2 separate regions of the Homo sapiens genome follow, and region 1 is linked to region 2. A link is a contact called in ENCODE Hi-C or POLR2A ChIA-PET data. All regions are on one chromosome and are shown on one strand. Each heading gives the region's core, a stretch centred on a gene start or an enhancer-like site at or near the end of the contact. The rest is flanking DNA. Distances are from core to core; before and after follow the strand shown. Region 1 has its middle 63 kb from the start of GNE. Region 2 holds the start of CCIN (calicin).

Region 1 (5,942 bases), core at 3,296-5,795, 150 kb before region 2:
AATTCCCCAAGTTTTGGTTTTTATTTTTGAGACAGGGTCTTGCTCCTAGGCTCAAGTCATTGTCCCACTTCAGCCTCCCAAGTAGCTGGAACCACAGGTTTGTGCCACCACTCCCGGCTAATTTTTTAAATTTTTTGTAGAGACAAGAGGTCTCATTATGTTGCTCAGGTTGGCCTCAAACTCCTGAGCTCTAGCAATCTGCCCGCCTCATCCTCCCAAAGTGCTAGGATTACAGGGGTGAGCCACCGCGCCCAGCCAGTTCCCCATGTTTTGACTTGGTAACATAACTCCAATTCGTTGAGAATCCTTATTAACACCAGAGACGTGCCACTAATTAGCAGCGTGTCCATGGGTCATTTGTGTAACCTCTTCAGGCATCATTTCCTCATCTAGCATGTGGGGATACGAAGATACTTCGCAGGATCAAAGGGACGCAAATAACTGAGTGAGAATGAAAGTGCCAACTACGGTATACCCACATGGCAGGCTCATTAACCAACAGCTTTCCTGTGTGAAGACACCTCCAAAGGTCTGGAGAGAAGGTCCTGGAATCATTCACGTATTAATGATACGTGGTTGAAACTCAGCACTGAATGAAAAATCGATTATTTTGCCCTCTAGAGCATTCAGTTTCTTCTAAATCAAAAGAAGCAATATTGTCTTCCGGACTAAGTTCTTGGGTTTACAAATCTAGACATTTTGTCTAATGAACATTTTTCATTGCCTACCAGTAACCATCCCCATTCCTCAAGGCAAATTATCCAATAAAGATAGAGAGCACAAGTCTTTTTTTTTTTTTTTTTTTTTTTTGAGACCAAGTTTCATTCTTGTCACCCAGGCTGGAGTGCACTGGCATGATCTCAGCTCACTGCAACCTCTGCCTCCCTGGTTCAAGCAATTCTCCTGCCTCAGCCTCCTGAGTAGCTGGGATTACAAGTGTGCACCATCATGCCCGGCTAATTTTTGTATTTTTAGTAGAGACAGGGTTTCACCACATTGGCCAGGCTGGTCTTGAACTCCTGACCTCAAGTCATCCACCTGCCTCGGCCTCCCAAAGTGCTGGGATTACAGGTGTGAGCCACCATACCCAGCCAGAGAAACCTTTTTTTTTTTTTTTTTGAGACAGGGTCTTCGCTCTGTCACCCAGGCTGGAGTGCAGTGGTGCAATCTCAACTCACTGCAACCTCCGCCTCCTGGGTTCAAGTGATTCTCCTGCCTCAGCCTCCTGAGTAGCTGGGATCACAGGCACCTGCCAGCATGCCCAGCTAATTTTTGTATGTTTAGTAGAGACGGGGTTTCACCATGTGGGCCAGGCTGGTCTTGAACTCCTGACCTCAGGTGATCCACCTGCCTTGGCCTCCCAAAGTGCTGGGATTACAGGCGTGAGCCACCGCGCCCAGTGGAGTCTTTTTTTTTTTTTTTTTTTTTAAGATGAGGCTCTATGTTATCCAGGCTGGTCTCAAACTCCTGGGCTAAGGGATCTTCCCACCTCATCCTCCTAGGTAGCTAGGATTACAGGCACACGCCATGGCACTCAGCTTTGAAGCCTTTTATAACCTATAGTAACCTTATAACCTAATTGTGGAAGTGACTTGCCATCCCTTTGCTATATTCTTTGGTCGCACAGGCCAATCCTGGTGCACTGTGGGAAGGGACTGCCTAAGGGTGTGGATATCAAGAGGCTGGGATCCCTGGGGCCATCTTGGATGCTGCCTACTACAGAGAATACGTTTCAAGATTTCCTATCAAAATATCCCTGAGGGCAGAGGGGAATGACTGTGAATGGACTCTGCAGGGCCTGCAGGTTTGGCACCAACAGCAAATAGCTCACTACAATGGAGAAATGCCCAGCCAATTTATCCTCTCTTAAGTACATAATAATTACATTACATCCCCGTTACACCAGAAGGTTTAAGTAAATGTGATGCTTTCGGAGCCCTGTGACATACATTGGGTAGGCCCAGTGCTCAACTTCTAGTTTGAAGAGCAGGGCAGGGGAACTTGTTTGGAGACTGGTTAGAGGTCTAGGAAGGCCAAAGTGACAATTGCTTATGAGAATTGGCAACTACAATGCCTGAGGCATTTTTGTTTTTTAACTTATTTTAAGTTCAGGGGTACACGTGCAGGTTTGTTATATAGGTAAACTTGTGTCATGGGGGTTTGTTGTACAGATTATTTTGTCACCCAGACATTAAGTCTTGTATCTATTAGTTATTTTTCCTGACCCTCTCCCTCCTCCCACCCTTCACATCCTGACAGGCCCCAGTGTGTGTTGTTCCCCTCTATGTGTCCTCATCATTTAGCTCCCACTTATAAGTGAGAACATGAGGTATTTGATTTTCTGTTCCTGCATTAGTGTGCTAAAGATAATGGCCTTCAGTTCCATCCATGTTCCTGCAAAGGATATAATCTCATTCTTTTTGATGGCTGCATAGTATTCCATGGTGTATAGGTACCACATTTTCTCTATCCATCTACCACTGATGGGCATTTGGGTTGATTCCGTGTCTTTCCGATTGTGAATAGTGCTGCAATGAACGTATGTGTGCATGTGTCTTTATAATAGAACAATTTGTATTCCTTTGAGTATATACCCAGTAATAGGATTGCTGGGTCGAATTGTATTTCTGTTTTTAGGTCTTTGAAGACTCACCACACTGTCTTCCACAATGGTTGAACTAATTTACACTCCCACCAACAGTGTAAAAGCATTCACTTTTCTCTTCAACCTTGCCAGCTTCTGTTCTTTTTTGGCTTTTTAACAGCCATTCTGACTGGTGTGAGATGGTGTCTTATCATGTTTTTTATTTCAGTTTCTTTAATGATCAGTGATGTTGATTTTTTTTCATATGATTCTTGGCCACATGTATGTCTTCTTTTGAAAAGTGTCTGTTCATATCCTTTGCCCACTTTTTAATGGGGTTGTCTTTTTCTTATAAATTTAAGTTCCTTATAGATGCTGGATATTAGACCTTTGTCAGATGCCTAGTTTGTAAAATTTTTCTCACATTCTGTAGGTTGCATGTTTACTCTGTTGATAGTTTCTTTTCCTGGGCAGAAGCTCTTTAGATTCCATTTGTCAATTTTTGCTTTTGTTGCAATTGCTTTTGGCTTCTTCGTCATGAAATATTTGCCAGTTTCTATGTCTGGAATGGTATTGCCTAGGTTGTGTTCCAGGGTTTTTATAGTTTTGGGTTTTATGTTTAAGTTTTTAATCCATCTTGAGTTAATTTTTGTATATGATATAAGGAAGGGGTCTGGTTTCAATCTTGTGCATATGGCTAGCCAGTTATCCCAGCACCACTTTGAACAGGGAGTCCTTTCCCCATTGCTTGTTTTTGTCAGGTTTGTCAAAGATCAGATGGTTGTAGGTGCGTGGCCTTATTTCTAGGCTATCCTGTGCCATTGGTCTATGTGTCAGTTTTTGTACCAGTACCATGCTGTTTTGGTTACTGCTGCTCTATAGTATAGTTTGAAGTCAGGTGGCATGATGAGAGGCATTGTTTATAATATTAATACTAGCACAGGAGCTCACACATGGGTGTGATGTGTATTGCATGCACACTCACACAACAACCTAATGTCCATCAGTGAAAGCCAGTTAAATAAGTGATGATATAGTTATGTGACTGGACATTAAGATGGGATTATTTCTGTCTCCAATTCAGCTGAGACCTCAAAGTCTGAGAATACATAAAAGATGCATAGTTCCCCTGCATCCCAAGGGAGGGGCTGGATCACACATGCAGAACACACTAAGATATTATGAAACCAGGTCTGCTGGCATTAGCGTTCACCCCATCCTACCCATCAAAGGACAGAAGGGTTGATGAGTCAGTGGAGTGCTGAGGCCTCCCCAGCCCTCCCCACCACACCCCTGGGGAGGTGGGAGGACCTGCCTGGGAGGTGGAGTGGCAGGAGGGAGCAGGCTGGGGGGCACTGCCCAGAAGCTGCCCTCCCACTGCCCAGTGCTTAGTGCCAGTGCTCCCGGACCACACCGAGGGACGAGCTGCTTATTCTCGTGGCCCCATATCAAGATGCAGATAAACTGGGAAAGAAGAGAATTTCTATTTCTGTAACCAGGTGCAGGGAGAAGGCCTGGAAATTATCGCCAGACCAACTCAAAATTTCAAAGTATTCCAGAGCTTATATACCTTCTAAGCTCTATGTGTACGTGTAAGTGTGCATTTATCTAAAGACATAAGTGATTAACTTCTAATCTATAACTAAGGTCTGAGTCCTGAAGACCTTCCTCTGGAGCCTCAGTAAATTGACTTAATCTAAATGGGTCCAGGTGCTGCAGTGATTACCCTTATCTTGTCTCCTACTAAATCACAGAGGTTTGGGGAGTTCCTTCCAACCTCCAATAAACTTGTTCGTGGAGGCCTGGGGAGTTTCTTCAGACCCCCCAATAAAACTTGTTTGTTTAATCCTAAACAGGTTTTGTTAAGAATGCCTTCGTTATTTTGTCATGCTTTAAGGCCCAGGAAAGGCCTAGGCGAAACTCTGGGTGGGGTTTTGTTACATTCCAGCTTTTGTGTAAGGACACTGGCTCTACCAGCTTTTAATATTTAACTTCACCAGTCAGTACTGAAATAGTTGTTACGGAGGCCCGCGTTCCTGAGGCCTGGCCTGCCATACCAGGAGGTTGAAAGGAGTGGAAGAGGAACTCTGATATTTGGATTCAAATACTTCTATATTGTCCAACATAAACATGTTCATATGTTACCAAAAAAAAAGGAAAATAAAGGAGTAAAAAAGCATGTACAATGAGCACCTAATAATTAATAGTTTGTTCTAGGGAGCAGCCCTGGGAAAGCATTTCCAGCAATTTCAGATTTTTGTTATGTTTGAATTTTTTTACAATATGCATGTTTTATTTGTAGAAGCAGAAAATAATATCCAAATATAGCATTTTAGAAATAATTATAAAAAGCTACCAGAAGGCCCAGCTCTTCACCCCTCTCCTCCTCCTCCCTCCATTAAACACAGAACTCAGCCCAGCAGGGTAGGGCTGCAGCCCATGGCAGCACTGGGAGAACGCTTCCTTTCTCTGGCTGCCCACACCCAGGATGGGACTTCCAAGCAGGACAGGGAACAGGTCCCTGTTCAGGTCCAGGGATCAGCTGGGACGCCAGCGCCTTGAACCTGACTTCCCCAGGCCAGGACTCAGCCCCCTCCTTGGAACCCCATTGCTCCCCGGACTCTCCCCATCTCAGCCTCTCCCACACTCCACCCGTCTGCCGGCCTGCACCCCAGCTCTGTCCCCTCCTCTCCATCCCCAGTCCACTCACCTTCAGCTGGTAGTGAGCTTTCCCATGAGGAAACTGAGGCACGCTGGGAAAAGGGAGCTACTCCAGGTCAAGCAGCAGCTTAGCAACAGGGCTGGGACCCAGGCTTCCCAGTAGCCGCTATGGTGTGCTTTAAGTAACACCACACACCTGCACAGCTGAGGTGCGCCGCACCTCCCCCTCACTATACTCCTTCATTCCAGATTGAAATGTGCACCATGCTCAGGCAAAAACAAACAAACAAACAAACAAACCAGGCTTTTCTCACAAAATCAAATCAGAAGGTAAGATGTGTGTGGCAGAAACAAGTTTCTTAACTTCCCGAAACCTTATTTTCCTCATGTGGAAAGTGAGTTGAAGAGCTCCTGCCTCATGGCATCGCGGGGGATCTAATGAAACGATGTGGTGCAGCTGGTGCCTCATAACTGGCAGCTGTGGTTTGTTTCTCCCAAAACCCGCCACTCTGGCCCCCAGCCATTCAGGAGCTGTTTTAGGTGGCATTCATTTGGGTGGTGGGGAGCAATGGAACTTTTTCTTTTTTCTGAGACGGGGTCTTGCTGTCGCCCAGGCTGGAGTGCAGTGACGCAATCTCATCTCACTGTAACCTCCTGCTCCCTGTAACCTCTGCCTCCCAGGCTCAAACGATCCTCC
Region 2 (6,007 bases), core at 2,210-4,709:
AGCTACTCAGTAGGCCGAGGCGGGAGGATCCCTTGAGCCCAGGAGTTTGAGGTTGCAGTGAGCTATGATTGCACCACTGCAGTCCAGCCTGGATGACAAAGTGAGATCCCATCTCAACAACAACATCAAAAGAGCAAAAATTGATCTTAGCTAGGAGAAAGGCAAGAATAAATCCTTATAAATTACTATATGATAGATGCTGGCGGTGATAGGGGATAGGGAGGTGGCCAGGGCAGCAGAGGGCAAGCACTGAAAAGATAGAAGGGACGCTAGTCATATGTGGTTGGGAAGCCCCAGAAAAGTGATTTTTGTTGGGACCCTAAAGGGCTACACACTAAGAATAAAGGTGGAAATAGTCTAAAGCCTAAATTTGAATCATATAATGCCTTGATTGAATTAAAGCGATCCAGGCTTTCTAGCACCCTTAGTCTAGCTGCTTGCCAAATGCAAAAGTAGATTCTGTTTTTTTTTTTTTTTGAGACGGAGTGTCACTCTTGTCGCCCAGACTGGAGTGCAGTGGCGTTATCTCGGCTCACTGCAAGCTCTGCCTCCCAAGTTCAAGAGATTTTCCTGCCTCAGCCTCCCGAGTAGCTGGGATTACAGGCATGTGCCACCACGCCTCGCTAATTTTGTATTTTTAGTAGAGACAGGGTTTCACCATGTTGGTCAGGCTGGCTGGTCTCAAACTCCTGACCTCGGGTGATCCACCTGCCTTGGCCTCCCAAAGTGCTGGGATTACAGGCGTGAGCAACCACCCCCGGCCTTATTATTTTTTTTTATACTAGAAACGGGATCTCACTTTATTGCTTAGGCTGGTCTCAAACTCCTGGGCTCAGGTGATCCTTCTGCCTCAGCCTTCCGAAGTGTTGGGATTACAGGCATGGGCCACTGTGCCCGACCAGGATATGTTTCTTTCTTTTCCCTTTACTGGCCTCTCTTTTATCCCCAGTCCCTCAGACTCATATTCCTGGAGAAAGTTCTCAATGTACTTGGCTTAGTAGAAACAATTGTAAGGAACCTCCAGCTTTCCCACAAATGAGACACAAACTACCGTAGCTGCATGGGCAAATACAGAAGCTAAGTAACCTTGCCTCCCCTGTTCCTTCTGCCTTCTTTTCTGAGTCTTACCCAGGTCACCTTCTCCTTCCTGGCCATGAGATTCCTCTCTCAGACCTGGGACGGGTCCTCCCCTGCTTTTGTGAAAGACCGGAGGGAAGCAGGTGCTGGAGGAGCTTGATGCTTCACAGCTCTGAGTGGATGTTTACCTGCCAATCTAGCAGATGCCTGAGAGGTGATCACAGGGGTACAGAATAGGGGACAGACATCGCCTTGGCCAGTGCCTGGGAGGGGCCTCAATTCCACCCACCAGGGGTTCCTTTCCAGGCCCTGTTGGATACCTCCAATGACATAGTGGCCCTGAGTTTCCACCCACTGGGAGCAGCCCTCCCCTAGGATCTCCACCTTCAGGGCCAAGCATGGACTGGAACACTAAGAAGGAAACAACAGGCCATCTTCCTCTCTTTCTCTCATTAAATCGTGAATAATAATGCATTTACTTATTCTCCCACTTAAAATGTTTAAATCCTTTGAAGAATCTTGCAAGGTAGCTTGGCTAGACAGCAGGCAGGACAGTCCAGTGCCTCTGGTGGAGGAGCCAGGGTCTTCCACTTGCCTGTCTTTTGGTCCAGCAAGAAGGCATTTGGATTGATGGTGTAGTCCTTTGTCTGGACATCGCTGGCAGTGGTGACACCCCCACATACAAACACCTTGCTGTCTCCAATGGAGCATATAGCATGGGACACATCCAAGGGGCAGCTGTTGGGCAAGACAGGCACTGAGGTGGTCGTCTTGCTTGCCTTCACCTTCTGCAGATTGATTTCCACACTCTGCCGGTGGCTGTGCACGCAGAGGATGTTGTCCTGTTGGAAAGAGAGCAGGGGCCGATGGTTGAACTCAATGGGGAAGGTGATACACTGGACCACGTCCCCAGTGCTGGTGTCAAAGCAGTCCACTACCCCGACCCGGGAGATATAACCTTTCACCAAGCACCGTCCAGTGACAATGTACAGATGCCTGTCTCCTTTAGTGATCACGGCGGTGCCATCCATGGGGATGCTCATCTTTCCTGCCAGGCACCAGACTTCCTTCCGCTCATCATAGCGATAGATGTTGGAGACATACCGCCTTGGGGCAATGCTCCCGCCCACTGAGTACACTGTCCCCCCACAGGTCACCATGGTGTGGAAGACAAGCCCGATGGGCAGGTCAGGCAACTTGGTCCAGGAGTTGTCATCCATGTCATACCGCCAGGCTGTCTTCAGCCCTGAAATCTGCTCAGTGGTGCCACCAGAGATGTAGATGTAGCGACCAGCAGAGGTGGCACTAAGTGCTGCTGCCCGATAGGGCATGTCTGAGAGCTTCATCCACAGGTTCTCCTGGATGATATAAGCAAACACTCCATCATTGAACTGGCCGTGGGCCTTCTGGCCACCGAGGATGACCACGGAATCAAGCAGGGCCCCTTTCCGCTGGTAGACCAGCAGGCTGCATGGCCGCTCCTGCTTGCGGTCCATCAGGACACTCTCAATCAGGGTTGTATGGGATGAGGTGTTCTCCATGCCCACCAGCTTGTTGCTGGCAAACACCAGCGTCTTATTGGAGACAGCATTGAGATTGATGTAATTGAAGAACTTCTTGAAATACTTCTCCCGATCCTCCTTCCGGAAGTACACCCAATTGATGAGTGCGCTGAGCGCCTGGTCTTCATTGAGCACGTGAAGGTTTTCATCACGGAGCAGGCGGCCAAAGATAACAGGTGGACAGCGCATGAAGTGCATGGAGCCCTCAGGACTGGCCCAGTAGTGGAAGTTGTCCCGAATGCCAGAGTAAGCTACGTCTGATACCTCTTTGAGCTCAAACAGCTCAGCCAAGAAGAGGTAGCGCAAGCAGTTGGCACGGCAGATGGACTTAATAAGGAAGTCGTTACAGTGAACTCGAAGGCGTGGTGTGTTGAAATACTGAGCCCCACGAAGCAGCTCCTCCACATTTTGCTCGGAGATCACCACCTTGCCGCTATAGAAGTAGTCCAGAAGCTGGTCCACTGTGACCGGGCTCAGGTAACTGGTGTCAATGGTGATGAAAAGCTCATCAGCGGTCTTCATGTCATTGCTGGAGATGAGGCTCCTCACCAGTGGGGAGACAGCAGCCAGCACATTGCGATGTGCAAAGAAGACGTGGTTGTCCACACTCAGGGCCATGTCCCAGTACTCTTTGCGTTTCCTCTGTCTGTTCAGGTTCTGCAGCACGAAGCTATTGTAGTTTTTCTCCGTGAATTCCAATTTCATGGTGCCTCTTGTCGGCTGAAACAGATCAGCAGCAGGTACTGGAGAGCAGACTTTCTCAGGCCTGTGGGATCAGATTGATGGTTGTTTGCAGAGCGGTTGACCAGGGAGAAGAGAGGGTGGAAGAGAGGATGATGTCATAGAGTGGATCAGGTCATCACAATGCAGGCCTCCCTGAGGCCTGTCTCAGAGGCACTGGGCCTTCCTCCCCTCTGATCTCTCCAACCTGCCAAGGCCACATACCCTAGCAGGACCTAAAGCCCTGGGCCCAGAGCTCAGGAGGAACCTCAGGGATGGGCGGCAACTTCCACCTGGGACTTTCAAACCGTAGTTAAAGGCTTCTGGAATATCAGAGCCAGTCTGGGTGGGGCAGTGGGGAGCAGTTTGTGTAGGAGAGATAAGGGGAGGTGGGGAAAGGGAAGAGATTATTAGACCTAGAAGAATCCTCCCATTTTGAGGGAAACTGAGGCCCAGAGAAGAGAAGGCACTTGCCCAAAATCACATAGCCAGTTGGAAGCCGAGCAGGGCCCAGAACCTGGGGAACCTCGCATTCTTCCTACCCTTCTGGAAGCTCCTGACTACCCAGCTTTCCCCAGTCTCTGACTCTCAACTCTCCAAGCACTCTTCCTGCCAAGGCTCCTGGGCATCAGAGAAAAGCTCTGTCCTTTGGCTTCTGACCTTGGTGGCCACAGACATCATTCTCCTTCAAAATGGAGAGGTGGAGGCCACTCCCTGGAGCAGGGATGAAGGAGTTAACCACAAACGGGGGCATGGGAGGGTCTTTAAAGACCGGATGATTTCAGCTCCTTGGCAAACTAGAATGTTCCCCCAACATTTCCAAGTGTCCAGTTGGAAAATGTTGGGGGCTTCAGTGGGTCAGCTTTCTCCATCAAAGGTGGACTTGGGCGAGTTGATCAGACTTTCTAAACCTCAGTTTCCTCCTCTGTGAGATGGAACTAATATTTGATAGTAGTACCCACTTCAAAGATTATTATGAGTTTATTTTTATTTTTATTTTTATTTTTTTGAGACAGAGTCTCGCTCTGTCACCCAGGTTGGAGTGCAGTGGTGCGATCTCAGCTTGAAACAGCCTTTGCAAAATTATGACTGAGACAGTGAAAGAGATCAACTTAACTGACTCCATCTTGCTTCTAACCTCCAAGCTGTCCTTGCTCATTCCTTGGCAAAGGCTGAACTAACTTTGGGAGAAACCTATATGTATAGTTTACGGTTTAAACAAAGACAGCCCTTTCCCAAAGCAGACCTCCTTCTTGCCTGGGGACTAGATTGCCTTTGTAGGACTAACATTAGCCACAAGATTAGAAATTATGGTTTAGGAGTCATGTAGCTGGAGGCTACAAGATTCTAACCCTCCCTAAACTGCTCCTAAGACCAGTGCTTGAGATTTCTCTTTTTTTTTTTTTTTAGACAGTTTCGCTCTTCTTGCCCAGGCCGGAGTGCAATGGTGCGTTCTCGGCTCACCACAACCTCCAACTCCCGGGTTCAAGCGTTTCTCCTGCCTCAGCCTCCTGAGTAGCTGGGATTACAGGCATGCACCACCACACCCGGCTAATTCTGTATTTTTAGTAGAGATGGGGTTTCTCTATGTTGGTCAGGCTGGTCTCAAACTCCCGACCTCAGGTGATCCACCTGCCTCAGCCTTCCAAAGTGCTGGGATTACAGGCGTGAGCCCCCGTGCCCGGCCGGTGCTTGAGATATTTTGCAGAACCTGCACTTGATGGATCAGCTGGCACCACTCAGATCAATAAACTGGCTCATCTGATCTTGTGGCCCCCAGACCCAAGAACTGACTCAGCCCAAGAAGACAGCTCCAACTCCCATGATTTCATCTCTGACCAATCAGCAGCACTCCTGGCTCACTGGCTTCCCCCTACCCACCAAGTTATCTTTAAAAACTCTGCTCCCCCAATGCTCCGGGAGACTGATTTGAGTAATAATAAAACTCCAGGCCGGGCGCGGTGCCTCATGCTTGTAATCCTAGCACTTTGGGATGCCAAGGTGGGCGGATCACCTGAGGTCATGGTTTCGAGACCAGCCTGGCCAACATGGCAAAACCCTGTCTCTACTAAAAATACAAAAATTAGTTGGGAGTGGTGGTGCATGCCTGTAATGCCTGTAATCCCAGCTACTGGGGAGACTGAGGCAGCAGAATCGCTCGAACCCGGGAGGCGGAGGTTGCAGCGTGCCCAGATCGCACCATTGCACTCCAGCCTGGGCGACAGAGTGAGACTCCGTCTCAAAAAAAAAAACCCCAAAAAACAAAAACAAAACCCTCCAGTCTCCCGCACGGCTGGCTCTGTGTGAATTACTCTTTCTCTGTTGCAATTCCCCTGTCTTTTATTACCCAACCCCCCAACCCCCCTCACCCCCCACCCCCAGTAGCTGGGATTACAGGCGCCTGTCAACATGCCCGGCAAAGTTTTGTATTTTTAGTAGAGACGAGGTTTCACCATGTTGGCCAAGCTGGTCTCGAACCCCTGACCTCAGGTGATCCGCCCGCCTCGGCCTCTCAAAGGGTTGGGATTATAGGCGTGAACCACCGTGCCCGGCCTATTATTAGAGTTTAAATGAGAAAAGGACTGGAGAGTAGTGGGCTTGTCATAAAGCTCAATCAATGCTAGCTGCCGTTTTCTTACTCATATTAC

What was found. A loop is a pair of places that touch in the nucleus more often than their neighbours do. ChIA-PET counts read pairs that join two places held with the same protein, here RNA polymerase II (POLR2A). Pooled maps may share reads with other maps.
Region 1: a map of testis shows a loop between it and region 2 (6-fold over the local background). The contact joins the enhancer-like site here to the promoter of CCIN in region 2. A Hi-C loop is called at or near these places in 2 of 168 maps with a recorded cell type or tissue (ovary and testis) and 9 of 50 pooled maps. POLR2A ChIA-PET finds 5 or more read pairs at or near these places in 4 of 52 experiments (A549, BJ, GM12878 and 1 more).

The regions. Positions count from the first base shown.
Region 1 is chr9:36,318,579-36,324,520 of GRCh38, reverse strand. No RefSeq gene overlaps it. Among named protein-coding and RNA genes, the nearest start is that of GNE, 63 kb to the right of the region's middle. Within about 2 kb of position 4,545, at least 9 of the 41 ENCODE cell types and tissues checked have a DNase peak (open chromatin) inside an H3K27ac peak, as active enhancers do.
Region 2 is chr9:36,166,840-36,172,846 of GRCh38, reverse strand. It overlaps CCIN (calicin), which reads right to left and starts at 3,459. Exons shown (of 1, transcript NM_005893.3): 1 at 1,513-3,459. The coding sequence starts at 3,344. The coding sequence ends at 1,578. RefSeq lists an enhancer at 5,853-6,007.